2 separate regions of the Homo sapiens genome follow, and region 2 is linked to region 1. Evidence: chromatin contacts called from ENCODE Hi-C or POLR2A ChIA-PET data. All regions are on one chromosome and are shown on one strand. Each heading gives the region's core, a stretch centred on a gene start or an enhancer-like site at or near the end of the contact. The rest is flanking DNA. Distances are from core to core; before and after follow the strand shown. Region 1 has its middle 18 kb from the start of SPP2. Region 2 overlaps SPP2 (secreted phosphoprotein 2).

Region 1 (3,478 bases), core at 785-3,284:
CAATCTTTCATTTTAATTTGAAGGACCTCCTTTATCATTTCTTGTAAGGCTGGTCTAGTTGTGATGGCCTCCCTTGGCTTTGTTTATCTGGAAAAGTTTTATCTTTCCTTCATTTTTGAAGAACCATTAAGCCAGATATAGTATTTTTAGTTGGCAAATTTTTACTTTCAGCACTTTGAATGTACATCCCAATCCCCTGATATCTTATGGAGTTTTCTTTTATGCATTCTCTTGAGGCCTTCAGAACTCCCTCTTTGTCTCTGACTTTTGATCATTTGATTATTATATTACTCTGTATGGACTTCTTTTAATTTATCCTATTTGGAGACCACTGGGCTTCTTAAATCTGGATGTGCCTTTTCCTTCTCAATTTTTAAAAAGTTCTGGCCACTATTTTTTTAAATAAGCCTTGTGCTCATTTTTCCTTCTCTTCTGAGACTCACATAATGCATAGCCTTGTTTACTTGATGGTGTTCCATAAGTCCCTTAGACTTTCTTTACTCTTTTGTATTCTTTTTTTCTTCTTGCTCCTCTGACTGGGTAATTTCAAATGATCTGTCTTTGAGTTAGCTTATTCTTCGGCTTGATGACGTCTACTGTTGAACTTCTCTAATGAATTTTTTAGTTCACTTACATTCTTTAGCTCCAAAATTTCTGTTTGTTTCTCATATTTTTTATTTATTTGTTGAGATCCAAATTTTGTTCAAACACTGTTTTCTTGAGCTCACTGAATATTATTATGATGGTTATTTTGAATTCTTTGTTTGGTGTTTTGTATACCTACACTTATTTAGGGCCAATTTCTGTAGATTTATTCTGTTTCTTTGATTAGGCTATATTTTCCAGTTTCTTTATGTTTCTGTAGCTTGGAGTTGATATCTGCAAATCCAAAGGAACAGGCACCTTTCCCATTATTCACAGACTGGCTTCATGCAGGGAAAGACCTTCGCCAATTAGCACAGGTAGAAAATCTGGAGGTCTCTCAAATTTTCTATGGATGTATTTTCTCTTGGCGAGTGTGTGTAAATTTCTAATTAGAAGAATTTGCTTGTTTCTATCTTCATATGCTCATAATCTCTTACTTCCTCTGGTGTCTACCTGCTGTACTCTGGGTCTTCTGTAGCAGCAGCATGTGCTCCAGCTTTTTTTTTTTTCAGTAGTCACCAGGAATCTAGAGTATGTTAGGTCCCATCAGCACCCTGAATTGGATGAGACAGAAATCAGTACTTCAGGCAGCTCTGCAAAATGCCGTGCTCCAACAATTTCTTTCCCCAGGGAGAAATTACCATTTGAGAGTTTTCACCCACTCATTCTCTGCTGAGCCAGGAGGAGGGGCTATTGTAAATGAGTATATACTAGTCCAAACTGTTGCCTTTATTTTCAGTGTCCCTACCAGCCTCGTGCTTCTTCCTGCCAGTGCTTACATTCAGGCAAACAGAAACCAGTCCCTCAGGCAGCCACTCAGAAAGCTGGACCTTTAGACACACGCTTCAATTCCTTACCTCCTAAGGAAGAAGCCAGGAGTTTTGGGTTTTTTTACCCATTTGTTTTGTGCTGTACTGAAGGGAAGAACAAGGCCAAGAAAAGTGCCCTGAATGTTCCTACTGACTTTTATGCAGCTGGTCTCATGCCCATCTCAGATGCAGGAACTTCTTGTTATTTGTTTCTGGGCTTCTCAGAAAGGAAGTTGCCCCATGTATTATTATTAAATCAGTGTGTGCATGGGTAAAAGGAGGGTCTGGATCTTCCAATCCACCATTATGCTAGCATCACTCATAAATTTCTTGAATATTGGTAGTTAGCAATACCAGACAGAAAGAGAGCTCTGGTAAGTTTCACACCAGTAATTACATGCTCTGGCCTGGAGCTCATTGGCTAGACCTAGTCACATGACTTTACCTAATTCAAAGGGAGCAGGAAAGCAAGTCCTGCTATGTACCTTAAAAGTTAAGAACAAAATATCTGTCAGTGAGCACTAATGACAACCACAAAAGGAAATGCGGTATTGCTGTGAAAAATACTTCTGGTCATGATAATACAAACACTGAACAATAACAAAAACTATAATATGACTCTCTTGGGAGGATGAAGGTGGGGTTGGGAACAGGGCATGAAATGACTAAGTCTTTATTCTTTCACCATAGGAAGTCACAAATGCTAAACAATCAAAACTAGCAGTATGAGTCTATTACTTAGAAATAGGAAAAGAAAAAAGAAAAACAAACAGACAAAAGACTTTTAAGTGGTTGCTTCAGCTCTTAGAGTGAAGTGGGGCAAGGATTTACATGAACATTAACACATGTCATCCATCCAGGAAGAAAAGGGAAGAATGCAGTGAGATGCCTTATTAGCTTCCCTGCCACTCAACTCCAGATGCTCAGACTGGGAGCAAATCCTGTATCTGTTTCCACTTTCACAACCAGCAAACATGCACCAGTCATAAGCAAAAAACCTGAAGAACTGAATAATTTTCATTTGAAGGATAATTTGCAAATTTTGATACTTCCAGTAACCAAGTCTGATCCTGTGCTAACCCCTGGAAGCACAATAGCCTTACTATGTGACCAGAATCCAAATATTTTAATACAACACTCTTTCATTTTTAAAATGTAAATCAGTGGACATGTTTATGGGCTCAACCATTGAAAGCACTCCAAAAACTTCTCTAAAAGAGTCTGTGATGCTTTCAAATTATTGGGATTGCTTTGTACCTCTCCAAAATTACTAAGAAGCATGAAGTTATTTTCAACCTGGGAGGATATATACATTTTTAAAGCAGTCATTTTCCAAACATGTGCTATTGAAAAATATAGTGACAAGGGCAGGTCTTGGGGTCAAAAACCACTGTCTTCTGAATGAGGCCCCTAGCCCTTAGTGACTGAAATCATTAAACTCTTTTTATTTGTCTCACGTAGATGTAAATAATGATGACTGCCTTGCTTCTTCTCATCAGATGCACTCAATTGCCTTTATCTTTCTTCTGAAGACTGTCACGAAGGTGTTGGTGGGAGAATACTCAAGACAGGGAAATAAAAAAACTTGTAATTTCACCTCAAGAGAATATTCTGTATTTCAAAGCTAACCTCCTGCTGCCTAATCCTATTTTGCACGTTAGAAACTGAAAATTATGTTGGCCTCCCTGTGTGACTTTGAGACACTTCTAATCTCTGCTCCATTCTCCCACCCTCAGGCAGATGGAGGTCCTGGGCCAACTAGAGGTGATGTCATGTTCTCAAAGAGACAAAAAAGAAATGAGATGAATAATTTCCAAAGTATTCCCCAATTTTGATGCAACCACTTGGATAGTTTTCATGGGCTAAGGACTATGCTGAGCACTCACATCCCCACGGTAACCCAGCAGGAGAAACCAAATGTGACTCCCTTTTTGCAGACAGGAATATGGTGCCCAGATTGCAGGGTTAGTGGTGGAGGCAGGTGCCTGAGCTCTCTGCTGGGTTGTTACACTACCTTCTACTAG
Region 2 (3,316 bases), core at 371-2,870, 45 kb before region 1:
TTAGGGAGCTTAATATAAACAACCTGAATGAAACAGTGGCGTATTTACAGAGTAGTAAACCATGACCAAGTGGGGTTGTCCCAAGAAAGCAAAGATGGTTTAATAAGATGATTTGTTAACAATTCATTCTACTTTTTTTAATCAAAGAAGAACAAAATGAGATAATTTCAAGACATTTAATAAAGTTCAATATACATTTATGTTGTAAGCTCTTAATAGTGGAAGAACAGATGCAACTTTAATGTGCTTAAAAATATAGACCCTCGTACACCAAAACAGAAGTCAGCATTGTCCACGGTGAAACACTAAAATGCTTCTTAGAATGGAACGGGACACAGAGGAGTCTATCATCACCCTGTAATTTAGTCCTGTTGGAATAGACTCATCAAAGAAATAGGAAAAAGAAAGAAATAAAGTTTAAAAAAATGAAAAGAAGGCAAAATTAATATTATTTGAAAAAGTTATGGTTGTAATACATGGAATATTCAAGAGTGTCAGCTGAAAATCTATTATTAACACTACGAAAAGTCAGCAGGAAGAGAGGCCAAAATCCTAATATAAGTTAGTCAATTTTATATTATGAAATATAATGACAAAAGATCCCACTTATAATAACAATGAAAAGAATTATAGCAATAAATAAATCTTAAGGGAAATATGCAGAACACATATGAGAAAATTCTTAAACTCCAGAGGGGCATAAAGGAAGACTTTAGTACATGGAAATGTATATTTCAGTCTTATGGAGCAAAACTCAAAAATCCAAAAATGTCATGTTTTTCTAACTTAATTTGTAAATTTGATGTAATTAATTTGATTTGAAATGCTATCAGAGTTTTCTTCATAACCTGACAAGCTGATCCTACAGTTGAAATAAAATAAGCATATGAAAATATTCAGGAAAGTTCTGGAAAAATTATAGAAGAATCAGAGTGAGATAGGGACTAGCTTTATCAGACATTTAAAAGCTGTAACAAGTAAAGCAGTTTGCTATGGAGCAGAATTAAATAGTCACATCTACACCCAGGCACAAATGACTGATAATGACTTAGTGTAATATTCATCCAGGAAATAGTTTTCAAGGGTTCATGATGTCTTCAGACACTGCCATGGTAATGCATGTGGGTTTCAGTCCCCAGCAGGAGACTGTGATTAGTTTGGGAGATTCTCACATCCTCAAATTCTTTCACTGCTCAATCAACCCCAAAGCAGACCCGGCTCCAGGAACGGAACCAATTTGGAGCACATTTCTAAGTGGCTTGGGGAACAGAAGCCCCAGTCCTCTGGATCTCTTCCTGGCAATACCTGCTTTGATAGAAAGCTCGCTTTGCTATAGATTCCCTAGACTGCGAAACCTGGAGGAAAAGCAGCAACAAGGGTATTTTATGGGGACACTGATGACTGTGATACCTCTTACTCCTTAGCCACCAGATAATTCTTTTACTAATAAACTTTATTTTTTAGACCAGTGTTAGGTTTCTTAAAAAGTTGAGCAGAAAATACAGTGAGTTCTCAGATAGCTCCTTCCCCCACCCTAAACCTCACCCCACAGAATTTCCTCTACCATTAACATCTCGCACGAGTGTGGAGTATTAGGGTGTGCGCTCTGTGTCACACATCCTCCGGGTTTTCACAGTGCATAATGTCATGCATCTCCCATTTCAGTATCATACAGAGCAGTTTCACTGTCCTGAAAGTCCCCTGAGCTCCATGGATGATTTTTCAAAATTAAAATCAGAAATAGGCCGGGTGCGGTGGCTCACACCTGTAATCCCAGCACTTTGGGAGGGCGGATCACGAGGTCAGGAGATCGAGACCATCCTGGCTAACACGGTAAAACCCTGTCTCTACTGAAAATACAAAAAAATTAGGCAGGTGTGGTGGCACACGCCTGTAGTCCCAGCTACTCGGGAGGCTGAGGCAGGAGAATGGCATGAACCTGGGAGGCAGAGCTTGCAGTGAGCCGAGATTGCACCATTGCACTCCAGCCTGAGTGACAGAGCGAGACTCCGTCTCAAGAAAACAAACAAAGAAACAAAAATTAGACATAAAGAGAAAAACAGAGCTCTTCTGACACTGAACTGCTTGCTTTTCTAACAACAAGAAATTTACAACCATTTTAAATTGACCTGAAATACGCCAGTCACTTTGAGAGTCCTCAACTCCTAAAATCCTTAGCTAACACCAATCTTATTAGTTTCTCATCAAAAAATTTCATAGTTAATGTTACTTTAAAAACAACAACAACAACAACAACAACCAGGCAACGAAAGAAAAAGTCTTACAGGAAAAATAAGGCATTTATTACAGATTGAAACTGATCAGAAGAAAAATCACAGAATTCACAAAATCATTCTTTGTTGGAACTTTTCTTCCTTCCATTGCATTTTGCTGTTAAGAGAAAAGGAGTGTGAGGGTCAGACCACCGTGGCATGCGTTCACATTCCAGCTTTGGAGGCCAGGGACCCAGGACTCCTGGGAATTATTCAAAACCAGATCCGATGATACCAGACACTAGAGCAGCTATGCAAAGCAGCAGCTCCTTGAACAAACCAAAAGGGCGAGGGACACCTGCAGGAGGAAGAACAGGTAACTGGGTCTGGGGAGCAGATACACAACCCCAGAAAGGAAGCTCAAATCTCTCATAAAGGGAAGAATCAAAGAGACCCCAAGCAGAGGCTGCAGCCAGGTGTTGGGCCCCAGGCAGGTCTATGAAGGTGTTTGTGGTGTGAGGTAAGGAAGGAAGGAACCAAGCAAAAGCAAAAGAGTAGGTTGGCCACAGCTGCCACCGTGTGCGGGTGTGGGGCTGGAGATCAGGATACGCCATCCAGCCATTCATCCATTTATCAGTTCATCTGTTCAATAAACATGTATGCACTGAGCATTTGCTGGGGGTTACAAAGATCAATGAGGCATAGTTTTGACCTCAAAAACCTCCCACAACCTAGTGAAGGGGGTGGAAGTAGTTAGAGTACAGCTTGATAAATGCCAATTCCAGAGACGCCTATGTGCAGGAAACCCGAGGAAAAGGGTTCCTGAAGAGGGCATGTAAGCTGAACTCGGAGGATAAGATGGGGCGGGGATACTGTATCCCAGCAGAGGGGGCCTGAGAGTGGAGGTGAGACCCAGACTGGGACCCCGGGAGAACAGTCAGCTGTGTGAGGTTCTCCCATGTGACTCGGGAGACAGAAGCAGCACTCAAGGCTGGGGACAGTGGGCGCACACTGTCGGGTGTGTGGGCGAGGACTGTTGAGGCTCACACTCTGAGGGAGCTCATCCCCATCCTCCAGCACAGCAAGACCCCAGACTCATTATA

The links. A loop is a pair of places that touch in the nucleus more often than their neighbours do. ChIA-PET counts read pairs that join two places held with the same protein, here RNA polymerase II (POLR2A).
Region 2: a loop to region 1 is called in a map of natural killer cell, with 3 times the contacts of the local background. The contact joins two enhancer-like sites. A Hi-C loop is called at or near these places in 2 of 168 maps with a recorded cell type or tissue (endothelial cell of hepatic sinusoid and natural killer cell). POLR2A ChIA-PET finds 5 or more read pairs at or near these places in 3 of 52 experiments (activated CD4-positive, alpha-beta T cell, activated CD4-positive, alpha-beta memory T cell and activated naive CD8-positive, alpha-beta T cell).

Annotation. Positions count from the first base shown.
Region 1 is chr2:234,031,192-234,034,669 of GRCh38, reverse strand. No RefSeq gene overlaps it. Among named protein-coding and RNA genes, the nearest start is that of SPP2, 18 kb to the left of the region's middle. Within about 2 kb of position 2,034, at least 2 of the 41 ENCODE cell types and tissues checked have a DNase peak (open chromatin) inside an H3K27ac peak, as active enhancers do; they include natural killer cell, where a contact is called at or near this core.
Region 2 is chr2:234,076,100-234,079,415 of GRCh38, reverse strand. SPP2 (secreted phosphoprotein 2) reads right to left here. Exons shown (of 8, transcript NM_006944.3): 8 at 2,282-2,571. Among named protein-coding and RNA genes, the nearest start is that of SPP2, 27 kb to the right of the region's middle. Within about 2 kb of position 1,620, at least 2 of the 41 ENCODE cell types and tissues checked have a DNase peak (open chromatin) inside an H3K27ac peak, as active enhancers do; they include natural killer cell, where a contact is called at or near this core.